Regions from separate parts of the Homo sapiens genome. Here region 1 is linked to region 2. Evidence: chromatin loops called from intact Hi-C (ENCODE). Cell type or tissue: PC-9. All regions are shown on one strand. Links, peaks and the distances in the headings refer to the core of each region. The heading gives the core; the rest is flanking DNA. Region 1 has its middle 48 kb from the start of KDR. Region 2 holds the start of LOC124900703 (a long non-coding RNA gene).

Region 1 (5,383 bases), core at 76-5,075, 140 kb before region 2:
CCTCCTCTTTCCTCACCTCTCCTTCCTGTCCTCTTCTTCCTGTCTTTGCCTTCACGTGCCCCCTGCAGTTTCCGGCTGTGTCCTGACATGGAGGCTTCTCTGAGCTCATGGTAGGGATGTGTGAGAGGATCCCCACCAGCTAGGATCCTTTCGTATTTCATTTTCTCAGCTATAAATTAGTTACAAAACCCTGTTTCTAATTTGATGAATTTCCAGTTTGGGAATGTGTCCCCAACCTGACTCCATTCTCTCAGTGGCAAACTGTTGCTTGTCCCTGAGACGGATTCCTTAAATTACTAAGCAATGACAAGACTCCAGGGAGTAAGAAAGAGTCATTGGTTGCTGATAATTGTCCTCACATTGTATGAATCATCCGTCCCTATTTGTATGGCAGAGTGAATAAGAAGTTACTGTAAAGAATTGCTGTAAAACTGTTTTACTCATTTTATTCAGAAAAGGCAATGCACAAGGCATGAAATTTGAAAAGCTCAAAAAGGCATAGAATGAAGAGCAGTTCTTCCTCTTACCCAGGTATCCAGAGAGGTTCTTCTCTCCAGAGGTGACTGCTGTTACCATTTTCTTGTGGAGACGACTATGCCTTTAACGTCCAATAAGGTAGCTGTGGCCATGTGTGCTGACTTGTGTGTAGCCATACAACACTTGAAATGTGGCTAATCTGAATTGAGATGTGCTACAAGTGTAAAACGCATACCGTATTAAAGTCTTATGAAAGAAAGAATGTAAAACATCTCATAAATAATTCTTATATTGATTGCATGTTGACATGTTGATAATAGTTTGGATATCATTAAATGCATTTTATCTGTTTAATTTCTTTGTGCTACTAGGGCATTTAAAATTACACATGTGGCTTACATTTGTTGCTTGCATTATATTTCTATCACACAGTCCTGGTCTATACATAAATAAGAATACACATACACAGGGGAGTGTGTGTGTGCGTGAGCAACGCAGGCATGTGCCATAGCATAATAGAAACGCTGTTCTGCACCCTTTTTTCCACTTAGCAATGTGTCTTGGCAATTGTGTTACATCACTACATAAAGAGATTTTTAAAAGTAGTGATTTATGGTATTTTGTTGTAAAAAACTTCATTTATAGAAGCAGCTCTTGTTGCTGGACCTTCAGATTGTTTCCAACTTTTCCGTCCAAATTTTTACACGATACTATAATAAATAAACTTGTCTTTTTCACACTTAAGGAGTTGGAAAAACTGGGTCAAAGAATATTTATGGCTGGGTGTGGGGGCTTATGCCTATAATCCCAGCACTTTGGGAGGCCAAGGTGGGTGGATCATGAGGTCAGGAGCTGGAGACCATCCTGGCCAACATGGTGAAACCCCGGCTCTACTAAAAATGCAAAAATCAGCTGGCCGTGGTGGCTCGTGCCTGTAATCCCAGCTACTCAGGAGGCTGAGGTAGGAGAATCGCTTGGACCAGGGAATTGGAGGTTGCAGTGAGCCGATATTGCACCACTGCACTCCAGCCTGGCCACAGAGCGAGATTCCATTTAAAAAAAAAATTATTTACATGGTTAACCTTGAGAAATGTAATCCAGTTTCTCTCCTTAGAGGATGTGACAATTTACACACCCATAAGCAATGTATGAGTGTTCTCATTTCCCTTCCATTTTCTAACACAGTATATTCTCAAACATTTTTATCTTTGCCCATCTGACAACTGGTAAATTATGATATATAGTTAATCTAGACTACCTGGTCATATATCTTTGTTTAACACATATCTGAGGCTGGGTGTGGTGGCTCACGCCTGTAATTCCAGCACTTTGGGAGGCTGAGGTGGGTGGATCACTTGAGGTCGAGAGATTGAGTCCAGTCTGGCCAACATGGTGAAACCCTGTCTCTACTAAAAATACAAAAATTAGATGGGCGGGTGGCAGGTGCCTGTAATCACAGCTACTTGGGAGGCTAAGGCAGGAGAATCACTTGAACCCAGGAGGGGAGGTTGCAGTGAGCTGAGATTGCGCCACTGCACCCCAGTGTGGGCAACAGAGTAAGACTCCATCACACACACACACACACACACACACACACACACACACACACACACACAAAATAACCACACACACAAAAAAGAAAAACCATATCTGAGAATAACAATGATTAATTATGGTTTCCAAAGTGTTTTCATGTTTCCTCTTTTAATTTTTACAATAACCCAGTCATAATAAGCATTTTACCAAAAGCCAACCAAAACTGAGGTAAAGAAGAGAAATATATCTTTGTGTGTGGTAAATATACACATAAATTCATTTAATTCTCAACACAATATGGAAGCAGATTTTGTAGGCTTTGTTACTGCCGTTTTATAGATGAGGACACTGAACTTCAGAACAGTTAAGTGACTCATCAGAAATCACACAGCTAGCAAATAGAGGGGTGAGTTATACAACTTTGCTGTTAGATAAAGCATGAGTTAACTGTGGCTCAGCTGTTGTACTAGCTGTGTGAACTTGGATGAGTTCATTCATATGTAATATTGACATGTAATATGTGGAGAATAAAGGTACCTACCCCATGGGAAGGTGTCAAAATTAATCAGGATATTGTATATAAATACTTAGCACAGTGCCTGGCACAAAGGAAGCTCTTAAATATGTATGTGTGTGTGGTGTGTATGTATGTATGTATGTGCATGTGTATGTATGTGTGTGCATGTATATACACACCTGTATGTGTATTGTACATGTGTGTGCCAGTCAAAACCCAGGTTTTTTATTTCCTGAGCTCCCTCCCTGTCATTTTCTCCCTTCTAGCGACTCAGTCTCTTCTGGGCAGCAAAACTCATTTTGATCAGTTCTTTTCTTTGTGTGAGTTGAGGAAGGGCTGGAGCAGAGAGGAGACATTTCCATGTCTTCATTGCCTGCCACTTCCTCCCCAGCTTAGGAAGATGCTCGCCCTCTCTGTCCCTGATCTTTTTCTTCATCAGATGGGTCATTGGTGTAAAGTCAATAATGTGGGTACTATTAGAAATTTCTTTGAGGTCTTGGAGAAAAACAAGTTTAAGCTGCATGCACGTGTGATTGAAAACAAGGCAGTGTTCATACTGGGGCTCATGTAGAAACTACCTGTGACTCAGGGACACTGCTGATCAGGTCAGGCAGGTCATGGTGTATTTAAATGGCCCCCAAATCAAGTAAATGATGACAATATAATAAACTACAACTGTGAAGTAGAGAAGAACCTTTGTGTGATTTTAGAACAGTTTTGATTCTCTTTTGAAAAAAATGACAGGAAGTAAGCGATCAGGAAATGCAGGAACAATAGCCTTTTCCTGGAAGTGTGGCTCTGAAGAGATGACTAAATGTTCAGACATGCTGGGCTGAATAGGCAGGGGCCAAGACCAGGGGCCGCAGCAGGGAGAAGGAGCCAGGATTACTTATGAGAGTGGACAAAGCCAATAGGTTAGGTTACATGTATTATTTATTACTCTCTATCTGGTGAAAATAAAAGAGAGATCATGGCAAGGTTACATTAGACCTGGAGATTATCAAGTCATTAATTGGCAAAAACTGCTACCTGACTTGAAGCCTTTAAAAAGTTTGTAGTATCAGGCAGGAACAGCCAAGAGGAGTTGCCTTCATTTCCTTTGATAAAGGGAACATCCTAGGGGTTTTTGAAAGCTTAAAAATGGCAGCACTACCACCAGACAGTGACCACTTGTTGACCTGTTGGTCCCCGTTTTATTAATCCACTGAATGCTGTGTTTGTGTTTTGAAAGGCTTTGTACGCCAAAGCACAATTATTAAGCCAAGAGTTGTTTTCTTTCTTTAAAAATTATTAATCATAATTTGTAGAAAAATAAAACTACTCTTCTGAATGTCTTATCAGCCTGAGGTACTCAAGGTTACCACACTGAATTGATGTAATTCTAGCTACAAGTGGAACACAAGTTGTCTTAGCTCTTCTAAGCAGCCTTATTACCAGCAAACCCATCATTTCTCCTAGGCTTTGTGGAATGTTGAAAAGTCCTTCTGCAGCACCAGTAATGTCTCTCCAGACTCTTCAGGGGACTTGGAGCCTCAACATCTGTTTTGTAGGGGGCCCTAGGAAAGAAGGAAGTCCCTTTCCAATACAGTGTCAGATTCAAGTAAAATTAATGTTTTAATTTATTTGAAAATCACTTAAAGATGAGAAGAAAAAGATTCATAACTCTAGCCACTTAGACAAATATGAGAAGAGTGCCTCTGTTGGTCCCTCTCATGCCACGCTGCAGAGGTAACTGCTATTAAAAAAAAAAAAGGTGTGTATTATTCTCATTTCTTTTTTTTTTTTTTTTTTTTTTTGAGATGGAGTCTCGCTTTGTCACCCAGCCTGGAAGGCAATGGCATGATCTCGGCTCACTGCAACCTCCGCCTCCCGGGTTCAAGCGATTCTCCTGCCTCAGCCTCCTGAGTATCTGGGATTACAGGTGCGCACCTTCACGCCTGTCTAATTTTTGTATTTCTAGTAGAGATGGGGTTTCACCATGTTGGTCAGGCTGGTCTCGAACTCCTGACCTTGTGATCCACCCGCCTTGGCCTCCCAAAGTGCTGGGATTATAGGCGTGAGCCACCGTGCCCGACCCCCATTTCTTTCCTTAGCTGTGCAATTATATTTACATCTACTTTATTCAAATGGGATGAAATTTGCTGTTTTTTTTTTTTCTTGAGACAGGGTCTCACTCCATCACCCATGCTGGAGTATAGTGGCGTGATCTCTGCTCACTGCAACCTTCACCTCCTGGGCTCAAGTGATCCTCCCACTTCAGCCTCCCGAATAGCTGGGACCACAGGCTGGGTGCCACCATGTCCGGCTAATTCTTTTGTATTTTTTATAGAGACAGGGTTTCACCATGTTTCCCATGCTGGTCTTAAATTCCTGAGCTCAATCGATACATCCTCCTTGGCCTTCCAAAGTGCTAGGATTACAGGTATAAGCCACTGCACCTGGCCCCCAGTTTTTCCTTTTTATTTTTATTTATTTATTTATTTTTTGAGACAGAGTCTCGCTCAGTTGCCCAGGCTGGAGTGCAGTGGTGTGATCTCATCTCACTGCACTGAGGTCACTGCACCTCGGCTCACTGCACCTCGGCTCACCGCACCACCTCCCAGGTTCACGCCATTCTCCTGCCTCAGCCTCCTGCATAGCTGGGACTACAGGCACCTGCCACCACGCCCGGCTAATTTTTTTTTTTTTTTGTATTTTTAGTAGAGACAGGGTTTCACTGTGTTAGCCAGGATGATCTCGATCCCCTGACCTTGTGATCCACCTGCCTCAGCCTCCCAAAGTGCTGGGATTACAGGCATGAGCCAGTGCGCCTGGCCAGTTTTTCCTTTTTAAAAATAGTTATAATGAGATATA
Region 2 (5,383 bases), core at 281-5,280:
GTGCTAAACATTTGAGGTATAAACTGCAGAATCCAAAGGCTGGAAAAGATATGAAAACTTTTACTTTGGAAATGATACTGGAGGAGGTTCTAGTAGAGCAGGAGGAGTTTATCAGGTGAAGAATATTAGAGATAGTGTTCAGATTGAAGGACAATGTTTTGAAAAGATACAGTGTTCGGCGGGGGGACTGGAACTGAGGAGGAGTTTATCACTGCAGGAGATGAGGAGAGGAAGGCAGGGATGGATGTGAAAAGCTTTCTCTGCCAGGCTAGAAAATTGGGGTTTTATCCTGTAGGTAACTTGGAGCCAAGATAGCCTTATGAAACTAAAAATGTGGTCAAGACCATTTCAGTAGGATCATGACTGTCATCCATAGGACAAATTGGGAAGGAAGCAGGGTGGATGCCCATAGCCCCATCAGTGCACAGCTTGACAAGCAGATGCCTACATCAGGCCTTTATGTGCAGTGCACCAACTGTGCAACAGTATGTAACAGCCCTAATGACCTGTGATATCATGGCTTACTTATGGCATTTGTGTTTCTTTTATTAGGAAAATGAAGAATTCCTTAAGTTCTCACTTGAAAATTTGATTTGTAAGGGAACTGGAAGTTTTCCTGCTGAGTGCTCCATGTGTAAGAGGTGAGCAGCTACCCATATATGACTTGATAGATCAAGACACAACCAAGGTAATCTCTGCCCCTGACCCCATATGCTATCAACATTGCCTGAGAGGCCACCATGTCAGTCCCATTTCCCCTGACTCACCAGGCTTTCAATCCAGCCTGGGAGATGAGATTTTAAATTTGGGTGGAAGGGTGAGAAGGGAGTGGGGAGGGGAGGGTTGAGAAGAGACAATGTGAGGTCACTGAGGCACGATGGGGAAACGGAAGTAGTGGGAATGGGGAAGAGTGTGGAAAGAAGGCAAGAGGCGAGAAATCAGAGCTGGAAGGAGGTCATTAATATACATCTTCTTTCCTTCACAATATTGCAGTGGGCAGGCTCTTTCTGCTCAAATTCCATGTTATGTACCATGCAACAGTTCCTAAGAGCCCTAATGACCCATGCCATCATGGCTTATAGCATCTCATCTAGCCTGGGAGATGGGATTTTAAATAATAGTACCAAGTATTTTGATTATTTTATTATTGTAGGGAAAATAGATTTTCCCATGCACAGACTAAGTAATTCCTGCCTTTGTTCATGTTTTCCCTAATAATAATATAAACAACAACAATATTCAACATTGTTTGAACAGTTACTCCATGCTTGGCATTGTGCTAAGAGCTTTGCCTGTATTTATGTCACACAATTCTTCCCCTGAGCCTATGATAGAGTTATTGTTGTTAGTTATTTATTATGAAAGAGGAAAGTTAAGCTTGGAGAGGTGACACAGCTTGCTCAGAATCACACAGTTGGTGAGTGGCACACTCAGGCCAATCTGTCTTGTTTTACAATCAACACTTAAACTACTGTGCTCCATGGCTTCTGCAGCTGTTGGCTCCTTCCTCCACCATTTCAAATGCTTTTCATTCACTTCAGGTTTCCTTCATTGACTTAACTAATATTATTGAGAACCTTCTACATGTATTGGTGCTTTTGTATGGAACTTTCCTACACTGATTTCTACCTTCTTTAAACACTTTCAAGCCTTCAAGGTAGACAGTAAATTTTATTACAGGTTTGTTTAGTTCTCTAAATGTTTTCAGTGGCTTTATTTTGTTTTCTTTCCCAAAAGATTTTTCAGTCATTGCCGGGTCAGGGTCAAGGCTTCAAGGTCCTGATCTCCTCACCAGCACCCAACACTGTGTTGGGCTGAAAGCAGGAAACCCCTGGCCCTTAGCCCCTGACATCAGTGAGGTGAGCCCTGTCCAGTGACTGCATTTTAAGGAAGAAGAAATGCATGTGTGGATCAGATAAGGTCTGCGTGATATCTGGAGAAGAAGATGCCCTATGAGTGAGGATCAGCTATGTTTACCATTTAAATCCACAGAAGCAAGCCAAGATAACAGTCAGAGTCTGTGGACAGAAGTTCATGAAGATCATTGCTTGACAGGTCAGGGTAAAGGTCTCTTTCTTTCAAAATATGTGAAGGGGCAGGAAACGTGTGCACCAGGTGTTTCATCTTCATGGCTGCCTGGGAAAGATAATTCTGTCTACTCGATAAGAACATTGTGCTCCACACATCAGGTTGTTTTCCCAACAGCTATTTTCTGCCTATAAAAATGAGCATTGCTGGCTCCCAGCTTCTTTTTGGAAATCCCTTGGGCCACACACAATAACAAAAGGTATCTTATATTTATACAAAGCTGTCCTCAGAAAAGCTCAAGGACCTGAACAAAGCTTGTTTTCATGTATAAGGGTTCTTATATAATCCCCGAGGGGGAAAGGAGCGGAGGGTGACAATTGAGTTAGGAATGTTTTCGTTCCCAGCTAACAAAACGGAAAAGTGAGGCCTCAAGGTGTGACACACTGATGGTCACGAACTGGACAGGGAGTCCTTCTTCCTTACTTCCTGTCCAGGGCGCTGCACCCCGGAGAACACTGCCTTGTCAGAAACCCTGGAGGATTTGAAAACCTAGGGGAGACGACTGGAGGGGAGAGACTGGGAGAGAAAGCCCAGCCATGTGGGAAGGGACACTGTAGCCTCACTGCCTTCAGTGACTGGTCCTCACTGGTCAAGATTTTGCAACTGTGAAATGAGAGTTCCTTTTGTCCTCTGTGGAACTGATCCTGGGGAGAATTTAAAAAAAAAAAAGCTACCTGAGGTAGTACTTCAATAGGGAGAATTGAATCACCCTCTTTAGGAGTTACAGCTAAATCACAGGAAAGTTGAAAAGCCTGAATGGCTTGGAAAAGAAGAGCCATCTGAGCAAAGGGCATACTGTAAATATTTATTCCACACTTGGATACAACAGTGAGTAAGGCATAAGCCCTGCATCATGTAGCAGGAGAGATAAGCACCAGATAAAGGGACCTGTGAAGGCTGGAGGGATACAAGGAAAGGGCAGTTACTTTTGACTGTCGCTTTAAGTCAGGACTCCCTGGGGTCCAGAGGGCAGCCTTGCAGCTGAGGCTTGAAAGGTTGGTGAGAACAGTTTTATGAGGTGTCTTCTGCACTGCACTGAGATGGTAGCTCTGCTTTAAAATTGGCTGGGGATCCTTAGAAAACACTCCACCTCTAAACAATCCAATTAAATTGATGAGTGTAGCCCAGGCATTGGTATTGTTGATGAGTTCCTAGGTGGTTTTACAGAGCAACCAGGGTAGACAACCACAAAAAGAGTGTGGGCTTTGGAATTAGACAGTCCTGTTGTAGTATCCTGTGCCCTCGGGCAAGGTCCATGGTGGGCAGTGTGAGTCTTCCACGACTTCATTGTTTCTTCCCACTTCTGCCCACCCCTGTGAAGAAACTCTTCCACGAGAGAATCCCTCCTCTTTGACAAACTTTCCTTGACTGAGAAACCCTAAATTGGGAATTGGCAAACCTGGATTCCATCCCAGCTCTGCCGGTGAGGTACTACACAGGCTTGCTGCATCACACAGGGAGATAAGGCAAAGACACTCAGGATTGTTATTTGCCAGGCACTGCGCCAGGTATCCAACATATCCTGGAGCCTCCATTTTCCATCCGTTGATGTTTAGAGATCAGTATTTGCAAGTTGTAAAGTCCACTTAATAGGCTATGGCCAGATTTTTTTTTTTTAAATAGAAAATGTAATAGAAAAATGTAGTGTACTACATGGAAGAAGTGCAAGGATTACAAAGTAGAATTTCGTTTCAGTTATAGATGGATGTGTGTATGGAGTCATGATGTAAAATGTGTTTCACGTTGTGAGTTGCAAGTTAAAAAATTTGGGAGTGCTCATTTTGGCAGCGTATATCCTAAAACTGCAACAATACAGAGAAGATTCCATGGCCCCTGTGCAAAGATGCACAGCTATCTTGCTGTATCTTCACAAACTTTTGAAGCATCCCATCTTTTGTTTTATGTCATGTTTTTCTTAACCACAATAAGAAAAAAAAGTTTGAGAACCATGGGATTATATGCTTCCTAGGACCCATTTCCTTCTACTCTATAGCCCAGGGCTATGCAGCCTACATGTAACCTTTCTGTGACCAGCCTTTCTGTGACCTCCTTTTAGCTAATGCCATGTAATTCTGACCAATCATTTATGTTTTCAAGAGGGAGGCAGGATGTTGTACTGGTTAAAAGTACCATTTTGAATTAGCTAAGTCAATGCTTGATTGAATTTCTTCACTTATTAATTGAATGACCCAGAAAATGTACATAACCTCCATCAGCTTTAGGTTTCTTGCATGAGATGATAACACCCAGGACACATGATGGCTATAAGTTAAATGAAATGCTGTAGGAGAAACTCTTAGCACAAACCACCTTGCTCATAGAAGTGCTCGGTGTGTGGTAGCAATTATTACCTGACTTCCCACCACACCCAGATTTTAAGGTACAGTCTGTAATTTAGTGCCTGGCATATATGAAGTCATAAATTGTAAAAAAGGATTCCGGCCTGAAGCAGACTCTCATGTTGAAGAACAGCTGTTCTCTGTTGGCAGGCTCTGTTGACATACAGGTCTTGGGAGGAGAGTCAGAGCACTCTGCAAGTGTCCTCTACCTACACATCCCCTCCAGGCTTTTCCTCTGGCATGGCCAGTGAGCACTGAGACGGCAAAGGCAAAAGGAGGTGGGTCCTGGCTACAGTTTGCTCCAAGAATCAAAATGACCCTATTTCGGCGCTATCAAAATCAACAGACAGATAGATACTGGAGATCAGCTGTGTCATAAACTGGGCATCTGGCTGAAAAGGTTTCAGAAAGAAGCACAAAGAAAGAAATGAGAAAGAGCTGGTGGCCAGAACATTAAGAAACTGGGTGTGAGATTCAGACTTTAGACCAGAAATAAATGGATGTCATCAAAGTGTAAACAAATAAGCAACTCAGTAGGTCCTAATTGCCTCAGAAATAGGCTGGGAACCAAGGCATCACCTTATAAATGATTCATTTCAGGAAATACCCACTAATCAATTACTAGGGCTTCTGTGTAATAGTTTCCCCAGATTTATAGGTGGTGAACGTGTGAATTGGATCATTGATTCTAGAATGAGATAAGCAGCAATACTGGTAACCTAATCTACTTAATCCAACTAGCTACAGAGACATTAGCTGCCCTTAGTGGAAGCCAGCCAATTACTGAAGAGTGAAAAGAAATCCATTAATCATGGCAGAGCCTCACCAGCCCAATCTCCCTAGGGCATTCAGTTATGCTGAGAAGATGTTGATGGAGAAGAGGATAATGACCCATATACAGATATATGGGAAAAGGGGGAGGGGGTGATGGGGGAGGGGGAAGAAGCCTCCTGAAA

The links. Hi-C counts contacts between places; a loop is a spot of excess contacts. Peaks named below come from ENCODE experiments on the same cell type or tissue, not always from the same donor. Only the 100,000 strongest peaks of a DNase experiment are listed, where the experiment ranks them.
Region 1: a loop joins it to region 2, with 14 times the contacts of the local background. A loop is called at or near these places in 3 of 110 quality-filtered maps.

Annotation. Positions count from the first base shown.
Region 1 is chr4:55,170,811-55,176,193 of GRCh38, reverse strand. No RefSeq gene overlaps it. Among named protein-coding and RNA genes, the nearest start is that of KDR, 48 kb to the right of the region's middle. RefSeq lists an enhancer at 1-699. In PC-9, for the core only: no CTCF peak of the experiment used is centred there; DNase peaks (open chromatin) are centred at 313 and 2,433; H3K4me3 peaks cover 244 bases; H3K27ac peaks cover 703 bases.
Region 2 is chr4:55,030,549-55,035,931 of GRCh38, reverse strand. It overlaps LOC124900703 (a long non-coding RNA gene), which reads left to right and starts at 553. Exons shown (of 2, transcript XR_007058121.1): 1 at 553-641. It also overlaps the pseudogene RNU6-410P. In PC-9, for the core only: no CTCF peak of the experiment used is centred there; DNase peaks (open chromatin) are centred at 2,441 and 5,071; H3K4me3 peaks cover 608 bases; H3K27ac peaks cover 2,646 bases.